Regions from separate parts of the Homo sapiens genome. Here region 1 is linked to region 2. A link is an interaction called in ENCODE POLR2A ChIA-PET data of the cell type or tissue named here. Cell type or tissue: GM12878. All regions are shown on one strand. Each heading gives the region's core, and the rest is flanking DNA. Links, peaks and the distances in the headings are about the cores only.

Region 1 (7,668 bases), core at 1,561-5,560, 710 kb before region 2:
TCATCAGAGCCCCTCCCAACCTTCTCCCATCCCCCACTGCCTCCTGAGCACCCTCCAAGGGCACAGCTGGGTGAGCCCCATGGCTGGGCTGGAGGGGCCAGACACTGGGGAGGGGCAGTTCACAGGGTCAGCCATGAAAGCCCATGATCCCTGAGCCTCGAGCTCAGCCCCCAGGAGCTTCCCCTTCATAACCTCTTCTCCCAACCCAGACCAGGCAGACTTAGGAAATACTGGCCAGAGAGAATCTTGAGCCACACAATTCAGACAAATGTGTGTGGACTCCCCTCTTGCCCCACAAACCACAACAGAAGGCCTCGGGTCGCATCCCCCCACCAGCTGGGGCCCCTGTCAGGCAGGGCCCAGCATTCCTGGCTGATGGTGAGGAGATGAGACCCAGGGTGGAAGGAACACATGGAGGGTTCACAGCAGGGCTCCTCTCTGGCACCCATGCAGAGCAGGCAAGGATGAACATGTGCTGGTTTCAGGGCTGGGCCTGGGGGTGCAAAGGTGACCGCTCAGCCCAGCTGCTCACATCTGTACAAAGTGGTGGGGCTTTTCAGCATCTGTCTTCTCAATAGACTCAAAGCAAACCCATGGGAGAGAAGGCATCACCACTGTCTCCATTTCTCACATGTCCTGAGAGGGCCAGTGACTTGCCCAAAGTCACACAGCTGATCAGGGCACAAATCCCAGGGCCCTGGTGCTCCTATCACCAGATTCCCTAGCCCGGAGGAGGGCTGAGCCCTCAGCCAGAGCCAAGGCTCAGCTTCCAGCGACTCATCCAAGAACTGAGATGGAGCAGGGGATGAGTGAGGACAGGCAGGGTTTGACATCAGCGGAGGTGCTCCTGGAGAGAGGGTAGGTGAAGGTGGGCACATGGGCGATTGACCCAAAGGGCCGACTGTTGTTGGGGCACCCATTGGGTGTGGAAGGCGACAGCAGCTGCTGCTGAGAAGTTATTCTAGGGAGACAGGAGTAGTGTCACTATGGTTTCAAGGAGGAAAACAAGGCACATGCCGGGGTGGTGACTCCAGGGCCGAAGCCTCCTTGGCTATCACTGAAGACCATCCTGCCCAGAACCCCGAAGCAGAAGGCCTGGGTCCCAGCCCTGCTGTCAAGTCTCGGCACTTCCCTGAGCCTGGGCTCTTCATCTTTGCACGGATGGTGCTGGGGGAGGGGGCAGTGGGACAGGCAACACTCTCACATCCCCTGTGGATAGCTGGGCACATAGTAGGCCTACCAGCTGGCATGGTCGCAAGTTTGCCCTAATTTCATCTATCTCTGCACTTGCCTTTTGTGGGGACACCCACCTAGATGACAAATTTGACCAAAGAAACCACAGCAGGGATGGGCCAGAGCCTGGAGGCCAGAGCAGCAGGCAGTCCCCTCCCCACCAGGCCTTCCCCAGGACAGTCCAGAACCAGCGTGCCCAATGCCCCGGCCTCCAGGAGCCATCCCTGCCTCAAGTCGGGGGAGGACGAGAGGGCCCAGGGCAGGGAGGGGCCGGGCACCACGGCCAGCACAGAGGAGGCACCCACTGGTGTGTCCTCAGCCTTAGAAGCTGTGGACCAACTGAAACAGAGAATAACCATGGCAGTGATGGGTGGGCTCCAAGGGTTCCCACACCCACCGCCTGCCCAGACCCCTGCTGTGGAGGGGAACGGAGACCTGGAGGGGTACCCCCAAAAATCTGGACTTGGCCCTGCAGGCTTCTCTGGCCTTTAGAAGGCACGGGAGGATGGGGGCAAGGGGGCGGTAGGCAGACAGCAAGAGCAACCAGTGAGCCCAGAGGACAATCACAGGGAGGACGGCGGCAAGGAGGTGAGGCCATGTCTGGCTGGGGGTGCAGGAACTGAGGGTCCTTCCCAGCCCCTCTCCCCACATCCAGCCCCCTGCTCTGGCACTCTCTCCATCTGCCTCTCACACAGTCCTTACCTTGCTCTCCCTCCCCATGGACTCTCTCTCCCATCTCCCCTCCCCACTCCTAGCCAACCTCCAATGCCCTGGGGCCTCAATTTCCCCCAGGACAAAGGGGCCTCAAGGCCTCATGAACAGAACATGCTGGCAGTGGTGGGTCACCCAGGAACCCCGAGGAACTGGAATGGGGGTGGAGGGGAATCACATGTCCCACTGGTCACCAGTCCCTCTTGCCTTTCTGTCCCAGCTAGCAGCTCTCCAACCTCTGTACCTCTCCCCGAACGCAGGCCCCCCTGCCCGCACCCCAACACTTCAAGACCTCCTAGGAGTGACCTGGCTGGGGTCTCTCTAGGTCAGGTAATTAATAGCAGGAGGGAAGTGCAATTAGCAGGTACCTGGAGTGGGGTCGGTAAGAGAGAATAGCAGAGGAGGAGGAAGTGGTGGGGATGGGGGAGGGGAAGAGAGAAGGGGGAGAAGGAAGCGGAGGGGAGGAGGGAGGAGGGAAAAGACAGAAAGGGGTAGAAGGGAAGCTTGGAGCGGGTGGAGGAGGAGGGGGAAAGGGAGCAGAGGAAGAAAGGAGAGGAGGGGAAGGAAGGGCGGGGAGGGGGAGGGGGAGGGGCGCGCTGAAATCACCCGCAACATCAAAGCCTTCCCCAGCCGCAAAGCAGTCACGTGCAGCCTGGTTCCTTTCGTTCCTTCGTTCCTTCGCTGGTAGAAGCCGCTGGGCCTGGGGCTGCTGAAGGAATTTTAAAACGAGGCAGATTGTCTGGAATATCAGGGGGTTAGGGGAATGCGGTTTTATCTCAAGGCAGGGTAAGGGGAGGCAGGTTTTGAAACCTGTTCCCCCAAGGAGAGCGGCAGGGCTTTGGGGCCTCTGCTAGGAGGCTGGGCAGGTGGCCAAGAGTGAAGACCACCCAGCTACTCCTGCCGGTGAGAGCTCGTGGCTGGGCCAGCCCAGATATCAACAGAAGCCAGAAATCTAGATTTGTATGTGAAAACTTCCCTGTTTTAATTTTGGCTCAAACTAAAAAAAAAAAGAAAAAAAGCGCCACATGGGCCAAATAGAGCATGTCCTGACTGGGGCCCAGAACCTCGGTCACCTCCCACTTCTGATGGTGGGCAGCAACGCTTTTGTTTCCCAGGGGGCACTGAGGCCCAGGAAGGGAAAGGCACTTGTTCAGGGACACACACAGTGAGTGCTCAAGGGGTGCGGGCTAAGACTTGGGGTCTCAGGACTCCCATGCCTGAAGCCTCCTGCGGTCAGCAGCCCAAGGGGCAGGGCTGTGGCTGCTGGGAAAGGGAAGTATAGGGAGGTTAGTGGCAGGGGAGGGTCTCAGAAAACCCCTCGTCCAGCCCAGGGCCAACACACTCAGCCCCACTCATCACCCTGATGACTAACCCAGGCCTGCCTCTCTGCCTTTGCCTCTGCTCAGCCCATCCTCCCTATCCACTCCTGACATTCCCTCCTCCCCCTGCCAAGACCTGGGCAGCTTCCCCTCCCCCGAGCCCCACCTGCAGAATGCACCATGCATTCAACCATTCATTCTTCTGTTGCTCCCCAAGGCCCTGAGTCAGCCTTAACCCCACCTTCAGAGGCCAGGACAGGGGAGGGTGTTTAGGATAGAGAGGTGTGGCCTCCAAGGAGGAAGCAGCTACCTCTGTAGGGTGGCGGTAGGGGAGTCTCCCCAAAGGAAGGTCCTAGGGCAGAGCATGGCATCTGCACTTACCAGGGTGGAGGTGTAAATGGCTGCTGGAAGCCAGAGGCAAGGCTGGGAGGAGGTGGATGTGGGGGTTCAGAAATGCGGAAGTTTATCTTGCGGGCACTAGGGAGCCGTTGGAGGTGTGTAAGCAGGAGAGAGGTCGGCTCAGATCTTCACTATGGGGCTGTCAGGACAAGGCGAGGATGGAGTCATTCATAGGTTCAACAAGTGTTTGCTGAGCACTTACTCTGTGCCACGCCCCAGGGAGACAGAGGAGAGCCAGACAGACAAGGCGTGCACCTTGGGGAGACAGACGTGACCACACAACCACCACCACAGGGTGAGGGGGCTATGGTGGGGGCTGGACTGGGTAAGGCACGTGGCCTGGTCCCTCCAAAGAGGAATCCACCTGCAAGGTGAGGACAGGAGGGGACACTGTTCCCAGCCAAGGAGGTGGCATGCACACAGGCCCAGAGGTGGAGAAAGCAGGGCTTCCTAAGTCAAAGTGATTCGACAGGCGGAGGTGTCTGCAAGAGCCATGCCAAAGGTGACAGAGCTCCCTGGCGTAGCTCCAGGGCAATGGAAACCTTTGGGAGGGGTCTGGGAGCAGCAAGGGAGGGAAGGTGGGAAGCAATGTTTGCAGGCTGGGGAGACCTGGCTGCGTCCCTTGGCTCCCTGAAGTCTGTCGTGGGGAACAGGGGACTCCCTTTCTCACTGCCAGCGGGCAAAACCCGAGCAGATGGGCAGCCATTCCCCTGGTAGATTTCAGTTCTCCGAGGAGGAGCACTCCAGTGCACAGCCGCTTGGCTGGACGGCCACGGGGGCTGGTGTGAGCAAGACTCAGGGCCGGCAGGCCTGGATTCCGGGCCCAGGGCTCGCAAGTACAGCTGGACGACCTCAGGCAGGTCCCTCAACCTAAGCCCCCAGAGGAAAGGCCTCTTGGAGGAGCTGGGAGAGAACCCCCTGATGGGTCTGCATGGCACAGACCCACCTCTTAGCCCAGAGCAAGAGCCGGCAAAGGAGGGACAGCTAATGGGACAGGAGGCAAAGGGGCCAGTCTGGGAGAGCTGAGGGGCCCCTCACTGGGCAGGTGCCTTGATGCTGCCTTAAGGGCACTATCGGGTGTTGAGTCCCCTTCTCCAGATGGGGAAACTGAGACCGGGGCTCCCACAACAGTCAGGACTGACACTAGATGGCACTCAGGCTGGTGGTGGCTGCAGCTGGGGGTCTCTAGGACAAAAGAGACGGTCTCTGTGGGGACCCATAGAGTGGGCAGCCTTCTCTCTCAATTCCAGCCATGGACAGCAAAGGGCGGGGGCTGAGCGTACAGAGGCAGCCTTGGTGGGGGAGGTGAGAGGCACGTTCCTCTACCCTCAAAGAGCTCCCACCCCACCCACTGGCCTCCAAGCCATGCAGGGAGGCCACTAGCCATGCCCCTTTCACAGAGGAAGAAACCAAGGCCAGGAGAGGAGGCTTTGCCAAGGTCACCAGCCAGTGGAAGGCAAAGACAGAGACCGGCCTCTTTCATCCCTGTCCTTGCTTGGTGGGATTCCTGGATGTCTCACATGGTGGGGCCAGGGCAGGGAGAAGGAGGAAAGAAAGAAGGAAGAACAGAAACAGGCACTGGCCATGACCCTGCCCTGCAGGACTTATCCAGAACCCCCCACCCACTACACTCAAATCACAGACCACCCAGCACCTCCCATCCTGTAGTTCCGGAACAATTTCTTTACCCAAATGTGTGCCCCACGCCTGGGTGCAACTTCAGGCTGGGACCCCGTCAGGTTCAACCAGAGCCTCCAGCCCTGGCACACGGCACGGGTTTAATAGATGCTGGGGTGACTATTCATGGAAACCACCACCACAGCCATTTATTGTTTTTTTGAGACAGAGCCTCGCTCTGTTGCCCAGGCTGGAGTGCAGTGGCACAATCTCCGCTCACTGCAACCTCCGCCTCCCGGGTTCAAGCAATCCTCCTGCCTCAGCCTCCCAGGTAGCTGGGATTACGGGTGCCCAACACAACGCTCGGATAATTTTTGTATTTTTAGTAGCGACGGGGTTTCACCATGTTGGCCAGGCTGGTCTCAAACTCCTGACCTCATGTGATCTACCTGCCTTGGCCTTCCAAAGTGCTGGGATTACAGGCGTGAGCCACCATGCCAGGCCAAGCAACCATCTACTGGATGTCCCCTTGTGCCAGGTTCTGCCATGCATCATCTTATTTAGTCTTCACCACGCGTACCGAGGAGCTGAGGGGTATCCACACTATCGTGCAGAGGAGACCGAGGCTCAGAGAGGTCCGGCTCAGGCCCTTGCCCCAGATCAGACAGAAACGGCTCATCCTAGTGGACACTCCGAGCGTTCGCTCGGTGCAGGGCAGGGATCCAGGCACTCTGCAGTCGAGCTCTGTAACCTGCACAACACCCCATGGGCAGCTATTACACCGTTTTCCAGCCGAGGGCATGAGTATGCAGAGAACTGAAGTAACTTGCCTGATAAGCACATGAACTGGGAATGGATTCTGGACTGTCTGGCCTCACCTTTAACTATCTCCTCCCATGATGGCCAGCCAGGTGAAGGAGCCACACTCCCACCCTCAGCTGTGCCCTGCCCACACATTCACCAGGGGACCCTTGCGGATTAGAGGAGATGGGTCTGCGGATGGCAGGGGAGTGCACTGCTTGGAAAACGCTCAGGCCAAAGGGAGGAGGAAGAGGACTGGGGGAGAAGAGGAAGCATAGAGGTGAGAGGAGGAGGGGCAGGGAGCTAGGGACAGGGAGGGAGGGAGAGGGGAATGTGGAGAGGAGGGGAGCGGGGAAAGAAAAGGGGGAGAGGGGAGAGAGAGAAGAGAGAATGGAGAAAGGGGAAGGGGAGGCAGGAGAAAGAGTGAAGAGGGGCCACTCTCTCCCAGGTGCCTGGCAGACCATACTCCAGTCTAGCTGTGCCCGGGAAGGTCTGCCCCACCCCCCTGCCGCAAGAACATCAAAGCTAGGTCCCAGCCAGCCCAAAGGTAGCGTCCTTTGAGGTTTGGCGGTGATGGGGCCATATTTCAGGCTGATATGAAGCAGGCTGTGCCCCACCCCCTCCCACTGGGAGATCCCCATCTGGGCTGTCTACTTAATACCCCATTAAGGGAGAAAATATACAGCCAGAAGCACCCCCGCCCCGCCTTAGCTGCCCGTTCCACGGAAAAGATCAAAGCTGTGCTAGATTCCCGCCTAGAAATTCCATAAATAGAGCACAGATTGGAGGAGAGGCAGGTAGAGCCCAACAGGGTGGTGAGCACAGGGAGGTGGGGAGGCTGGGCTGGATGCAGGAAGGGACTCCTGGACGCATGCTGGGGGTGTTGGGAGACAGCCCTGGGCAGCCAGCCCCACATCCCCCAGCCTTTCCCCGCAGAGCCCTCCCAACTCACTGAGAGGACTCAGCACCTTCCCCTGGGCTTACAAAGCCTGTTGCATGCTGCGTCCGTGCACTGCCGCGCAGAGATCCCCTTGCCTGGTCCTGGGAGGTACAGGGTAGCAAGTCTACGTCTGTTGTGCCAGGCAGGCACTCTGATGAACATCTAACTCTCACAGCAACCCTATGAGGTGGGCAGAATCATGTAATTCCATAGCTGGGGAAACCGAGGCAGAGAGGAGTGAAGTGACCTGCCCAGGGTGGTGAGAAGCTGCAAGTTTTAGCTTCCTGGTGTCCACTCCTCCATACTGAAGTGCTAGACTTATACTGGGGGAGGTCCCCACTTCAGGGGCGCTCTTGGTGGGATGTGAACCAGGTGTCAGTTGTACAGCTAAGGTCGGGCGCTGGGGCCTGTTCCAGGCTGAAGACTGGAGTCCCGTGACCTCCAGCTTAACCTGGCCCCAGTTTCTACCAGGGGCCCCGTACTCTTGGGGGTTTGTCTCTACAGCTTGTGCTCTTTCCAAACCAGGAAATAGGCTCAGAGATGCCCAGGGAATGCACAGCCTGTGGGGTGTTTGAGCACACAGCAGACCCTCTCCCTGGTCGCCCATGGGAGAGAGAAAGCAGGACCTGAACTAAATAACCCCCTGGA
Region 2 (6,986 bases), core at 2,898-6,897:
GCCCAGTCTCCTTATCTGATGACACATTTGCAGGAGCAAAGGTCGCAATTGCTTAATTAAAGCATCACCACGTGCGAGCTAAGTGGCGAGCAGGCAGCCAGCTCCAGCCAATCAGACAGCTACAGAACCCACTAATAGCGGGCTTGGACGTCTGTACAGGGAGCACTGCCTGCTCTGTGGTTCCTCTGAAGACCACAATTCATGATCTTGGCACGCTCGGTTGGCGACAACATAATTTAATATAATGAAAGACAAATGCAGTTTAAAACATGAAAATGCTCACAAACTACGGTTTGGGTATCACTTTACATTAAGAAGATTTCATTTCATTCAATAGGAAACTTCAGAATACACAGTTGATCCTATCTAAAGACCACCCTGCAGGTCCAGGCAGAGGCCCCGTCACAGGCCTCCCTGGGCGCTCTGGGCTTGGGCTCAGAGGCCCATATGGGGTCCTGGCAGGTGGCCTCAGGCAAAACCACTCACCCCTTTAGCTCTGACTCTCTTTCTCCTCTAAACAATGAAAAGGGAAACAAATCAACAAGGCTGTCCTGAAAACAAAATGAGGGCTATGGAAAGCTTCTTGGTAAAATGCAAATGCCTAGACAACCAAGCTCTTTTTATTTATACTTATTTTAATTACAAAGTTATTACTTAAACATTAATCTAAAAGTAAAAGGGCAATGGTACTGTGTGGAAAACAAGGAGAAACTTCCTATAATTCTAAAGCCTTAACTATCACTGCTGCGTGTTATCTTAATACAATTTCACACAGGTGAGCAGTGCTCACACCTTTATCATTTGCTTTCTAAGTCCTATTTCCCATCACCTAGGGATAAGCTATCATTACCAGTACTCCCTTCCAATCCTGAGTCACTACGTGTAGTCAAGCAACATCCCTTCACCCCAGGGTCAGGCTTTCTAGAATCCATCACATTAAACTCAGGCAGAGAATTACCAACCCAGAAGAGAGCAAGGCCTCTCTGCATGGCAAGGCTGCCCTCAAAACCCAGGGAGGATATGACCATCATCAGGCCCTTACCCCAACAAAAGGGCCAGGTGCCAACAGCAGCTTACAAAAGGTGGTGGGGAGAAAGACAGGCCCTGTAAGTGCCAGGATATGAGGGGAGTCCATGCAGGGCCAGGGCAGGAGGCCTCACCCACACCAATGACCTGCGACTACACCCGTGACCCCGAGTCACCAAGGAAAGGTCCAAAAAGTTCTGGAAGGATTTTTAAATAGAACTGGATAAAATCACTTTGGGCACTTTAAAGGTATAGTTTGCTGGCAAATTCACTTACGTAGACTGATAGGAGAGTGACTGAATGAGCACTGTGACCAGGCACACATGCTGGGCTCCTGGGGTCCATCACCTCATGCTGCCCCGCCAAAATCCTATGAGGAAGGGCTCTCAGTATCCTGGTGCAAAGGACTGCATGTATGGATCCCCTCAAAATTCATATGTTGAAATTCTACCCCTCAGTTTGATGGCATTAGGAAGTAGGGCCTTTGGAAGCTAATTAGGCAGGGCCCTCATGAATGGGACTAGTGTCCTTACAATTTTTTTTTTTTAGTTTTTGTTGAGATAGGGTCTCACTATGTTACCCAGGCTGGCCATGAACTCCTGGCATCAAGTGATCCTCCTGCCTCAGCCTCCAAAAGTGTTGAGATTACAGGCATAAGCCACTGCACTCAGCCACTCATGCCTTTATAAAAAGTACCTGAGAGCTCTCTCGCCTTCTTTCTGTCATGTGAAGCTATAAGAAGTCAGCAATCCGCAACATGAAAAAGGACCCTCCTCAGAACCCAACCATGCTGGTACCCTGATCTCAGACTTGCAGCCTACAGAACTGTAAGAAGGAAATTTCTGTTGTTTACAAGCCACCGCATCTTTGTTATAGCAGCCCCAACTGACTAAGACACTCAAGTTTTGGAGACATTGAAACATTTGGCCAAAAGCCGCACAGTCACCTAGTGATGGAGCTCGAACCCACACCCAAGGGCTGTATGACTCCAAAACCATGTTCCTAACCTCCAAAACCTTATTGCAAAATTACCTTTCTTCTGTAGGAACTAACAGTGAAAGTGACATATTAACCTCAAGGATCTGTAAGCATAAACCATATGGAAAGAGAAACAGCCAGGCACGGTGGCTCATGCCTGAAATCCCAGCACTTTGGGAGGCAGAGGCAGGCGGGCCGTTTGAGGTCAGGAGTTTGAGACCAGCCTGGCCAACATGGTAAAACCCCATCTCTACCAAAAATACAAAAATTAGCCCGGCATGATGGCGCATGCCTATAATCCCAGCTACTTGGGAGGCTGAGGCAGGAGACTCACTGGAACCTGGGAGGTGGAGGGTGCAGTGAGCCGAAATCGCACCATTGTACTCCAGCCTGGGCGACAAGAGCAAAATTCCGTCTCAAAAAAGAAAAAAGAAAGAGAAGCAGAACCCACACAGCTACTGCATTCTCAACCAAACACGTAAATGCAGGTTAAGAGAATGAGTCAAGGCTGAGGCCATTCCCACTCGAAAAGCCCTTCTCATTAGAGTGGAGCCACTGCTTCCTAGGAACACAGATGGCAATCCTTGAGACTCCCAGAGACAGAGGTGACCTTTGTGAAATTGAGTCACCTGAATCACCCCTCCCCCATCTGCATCCCTGACTTCTCAACTGACATCTTGCTTCTCTGAAGATCTTCATCCCGGTATTTTAAATACCCAGAAACTGCTCCCCAGTGAACTGTCCTCCAGGAGAATATAAGGCAGGTCATAACCTGGAGCCTTCCCTGCCCCTAGCAGCCCCTCTCACACACACCTCTTGTTCTTTTTTTTTTTTTTTTTGAGACAGTCTCGCTCTGTCACCCAGGCTGGAATGAAGTAGCACTATCCTGGCTCACTGCAATCTCTGCCCCCAGGTTCAAGCGATTCTCCTGCCTCAGCCTCCCGAGTACCTGGGTTCACAGTCACAAACCACCACGCCCAGCTAATTTTTGTACTTTTAGTAGAGACAGGGTTTTGCTATGTTGGCCAGGCTGGTCTCAAACTCCTGGCCTCAAGTGATCCGCCCACCTCAGCTTCCCAAAGTGTTGGGATTACAGGCGTGACCCCTCTCTCCCAGCCACTCCTTGTTCTTCAGAGCTCTGTAGCTCTGCCCAGAATGGTCCTTCACGTCAGCCCCACCTGGAGAGCACCTGTGGCTCTGGCACAATCCCTCCCAAGTCACTTCCCTGAAGGTCAGCTCTCTGTAGTGTCCTGAGGACAGTCAGACCCGCCCTCCTCTGTCGTGCAGTACTTTGTACACACTACTATCTGGTACCGCCACAATGAAAAGAGAAGTTTCCAGGCCTGCTGCCTATACTGAGCTGCCTTTACAGAGCAGCCATCATCTTTATCTCAGGATTCCAGAGCTGCAGGCAGAGCCAGGGGCACCAGGCATGCAGTGGCCAGGACCACTACCTCTGACTCACCCTGCCTGTTGCCTTCCACCCACAGATGCTCCCTCCACATGAGCCACTGAGATATCCTCCAAACACTCTCAGTCCAGGGAGTGAAATGAAAATAAAAAGCAGGTACTTCCACGGGCAGCTTAATGGAGTGCCCCAGCTGGCTGCAACTCTATCAATAGTCACATCACACATGACATAACAGGAAGACAGGTGGATTCTCCACACACACTCCACATTGAGTGATGCCTGCTGTGTGCAGTACTATCAGCTTCCATGTCTGAGTATTCAAAACAGCTTTCAGAAATACATCAGAAGTATTCTTTTAAAAAATAAAAATAAAAAACATCTTTATTATGATTATTTTCATCAGAAATAAGCCACCTAACATCTGTGAGGCTCTAAAATTCAGTGGTCTTCTTTTTTTTTTGAGACAGAGTCTCACTCTGTCGCCCAGGCTGGAGTGCAGTGGCACAATCTCGGCTCACTGCAACCTCCGCCTCCTGGGTTCAAGCCATTCGCCTGCCTCAGCCTCCCCAGTAGCTGGGATTACAGGCACGCACCACCATGACCAGCTAGTTTTTATATTTTTAGTAGAGATGGGGTTTCACCATATTGGCCAGGCTGGTCTCAAACTCCTGACCTTGTGATCTGCCCACCTCAGCTTCCCAAAGTGCTGGAATTACAGGCGTTAGCCACCACGCCCGGCCTAAGTTCAGTGTTCTTTTACATATATGAGCTCTTTATATAGCTCAGAATGTGTACTCTTTCAATAAACCAAAAAAATTAGTCCATAAAATGTTAGGAATCTAGCCAGAAGGCCACAAGCAGCCACTGTTGGACAGTCCTGGCCACTGGCACAATCCACACCCAACTTTCAAACCCACCCAGCGGCTCTGGGCCCAGGGAGGGGCCTCCTAGACTGCAGAAAGCATCTCATCTGTGAGGACATACTTGGATAGGACAAGTGAGACATTTGGAATTTTTACTTAACATTTATTTCACAACTTTCTCAAGTGCTAAGCAACTGAGAAGTAGTCATTTTAATGTACTCTTTCATCAATAAGCATTAAATAAGTCTGCTCAAAACACTCAAGCCCTACAAACTGTCCCTATGAAAAATGTGGCAAGAAAAAATAACAAAAACAAATAAGTAGCCTTTTCACATACAGAAAAGGTGTTTAGTGATCCAAATTCAGAGAGAAAAACAGTCCTTTCCGGCAGATGAACAAATAGTTTCCTCTACGAGTGACACATTCTGGGATATTTGAACTGCCAAACATAACTCATAATGACAACCACCAAGGAAGCAAAACCTAATGGAAAAGCCCCAGGATGGCAACCAGGAGCCCCAGTTCTGGTCCCAGGACGGCCTCTGGCTGTTTGCTCCATCAACGTGCTGACCAAGCCTGGCCCACTTTCTTCATCACAGGAAGGAATATCTATTGCCACCTGTACCACTCAGAAATGTTTTGAGGACAAAAGAATGAGAGGTGAAAGTGCTTTGGAATGTGCATCTTCTATAAATACAAGTCATCATTATTATTAGCTCAAAGATGACCAGGAAAATAGGATTACAGAATATCACAGGTGAGAGGGAGCTTAGAGATGGAATAATCCAGTTCTTAATCTGGGTCCACGCCTATGAAGCTGTCCCCCTTCGTGGGAAGGGGTCACAGTTGCTATCAGATTTGCAAAAGGTGAAGGTCCTCTAAGTCCTTCATTTTACAAATATGAAAACTGAGACCTGGAGTTCTGTGCTGATTGTCCCAGACCTCAGGGTTGGTCAGGGAAAGGCTGGACAAGAGCCCAAGGCTCCTAGTCTCCATCCACGCTCCTCCCCCTCTGTCATCTCATATTCTTGGGAGGAAAAATAATCATATAAATTTTATCTGGCCACAGAATATGTACTATAAACCACCACACATGCACTTTCCAAAGGTACAGCAAAATCTCTAGCCTTATTTATCATTTTTAAGGCTTCTTGCGAGGTCTTTGATAGTTGAGACATCATTTTATTTTTTCTATTTTTTTTTTTTTTTTTTTTTGAGACAGAGTCTTGCTCTGTCACCCAAGGCTGGAGTGCAGTGGCACAATCTCGGCTCACTGCAGCCTCTGCCTCCCGGGTTCTAGTGATTCTCCTGCCTCAGCCTCCCGAGTAGCTGAGATTATAGGCGCACGCCACCATACCCGACTAATTTTTGTATTTTCAGCAGAGATGGGGTTTCACCATGTTGGCCAGGCTGGTCTCGAACTCCTGACCTGAAGTGATCTGCTCCTTTACTTCCCATAGTGCTGGGATTACAGGTGTGAGCCACAGCGCCCAGCCCCATTTTATTATTTCTATATTCTCATCTCCGTCTAGTTCAGTGCCTAAAATCAAGAAACACGCAAATGATTTTTTTAGGATTGAAAATAGGCCAGGTGTGGTAGCTCACACCTGTAATCCTAGCACTTTGGGAACCCGAGATGGGAGGATCACTTGAGGCCAGGGGTTTGAGACCAGCCTGGCAAACATGGCGGAATCCCATCTCTGTTTAAAAATACATATATATATATATTTTTTTTTAATTGAAAATAAAAAAGACCGGCCAGGCACGGTGGCTCACGCCTGTAATCCCAGCACTTTGGGAGGCAGAGGCGGGCAGATCACGAAGGTCAGGAGATCAAGACCATCCTGGCTAACATAGTGAAACCCCGTCTCTACTAAAAATACAAAACATTAGCCAAGTGTGGCGGCGGGCGCCTGTAGTCCCAGCTACTTGGGAGGCTGAGGCAGGAGAATGGCATGAACTCGGGAGGCGCAGCCTGCAGTGAGCCAAGATCACACCACAGGGCACTTCCAGCCTGGGCAACAAAGCGAGACTCCGTCTCAACAACAACAACAACAAAAAAAGACAAGAAAGGAAAAGAAAAAAGACCTTATTCTAGGAAACAAGAAAGACTCTATGGTGCTTTAAGTTTTATTAAGCAAACAGATGAACATGCATTTATGGGAATAAGCACAATTCAATAGGTAACTTAAGGAAAGGTGGTTTTTATTTGTTTTATGTGTGCTTTTCATCAAAATGTCAAAACTTGTGCTCTTTGGTGGCCACTGTCCCTCAAGTAGTTACCTTTGGAACTGCAGAGATACCAAAAAATGATGTATTGTGCAGAATAATTTGAGAATTCTTTGAAGCCTGTCTCCAGTCCACAGACAGAGCATACTCATCTGAACACTAAAATTCTGCAGAAATTCCTACAAAACTATCCCAAGAACCACCACTGGGACGCATCTGGAGTCTGTCTGGGGCAGGGACGAATGATACTTTCTGGTATGTGAGGGATCAGTGCCCTGGCCATAAGGAAAGACTCTACCTGTGGAATGCAAACTGCCTTCGTAACTAAGGCATTGCTGCACTGCCCTCAGGTATGCAGCTACCATTCCAAACAACCTAACTGGAAAAAAACTAAGCCAGCACTATTGCTCACATGAATGTGGTCATTAATCGCATAATCTACAGGGCGGCCTCCACAAAGCTGCCATTACAATCTGATG

The links. ChIA-PET counts read pairs that join two places held together with the same protein. Peaks named below come from ENCODE experiments on the same cell type or tissue, not always from the same donor. Only the 100,000 strongest peaks of a DNase experiment are listed, where the experiment ranks them.
Region 1: POLR2A ChIA-PET joins it to region 2 with 6 read pairs; 1 of 35 experiments calls an interaction of 5 or more read pairs at or near these places.

What each region holds. Positions count from the first base shown.
Region 1 is chr22:42,297,447-42,305,114 of GRCh38, forward strand. It overlaps a transcript of TCF20 not described here. Among named protein-coding and RNA genes, the nearest start is that of TCF20, 31 kb to the left of the region's middle. RefSeq lists enhancers at 2,334-3,012, 2,872-3,101, 3,013-3,691, 3,692-4,370, 3,772-3,881 and 2 more. In GM12878, for the core only: no CTCF peak of the experiment used is centred there; a DNase peak (open chromatin) is centred at 3,522; H3K4me3 peaks cover 681 bases; H3K27ac peaks cover 1,063 bases.
Region 2 is chr22:43,004,394-43,011,379 of GRCh38, forward strand. All of the region lies in intron 1 of PACSIN2 (protein kinase C and casein kinase substrate in neurons 2), which reads right to left. Among named protein-coding and RNA genes, the nearest start is that of PACSIN2, 7.3 kb to the right of the region's middle. RefSeq lists a silencer at 48-147 and an enhancer at 3,262-3,331. In GM12878, for the core only: no CTCF peak of the experiment used is centred there; no DNase peak of the experiment used is centred there; H3K4me3 peaks cover 233 bases.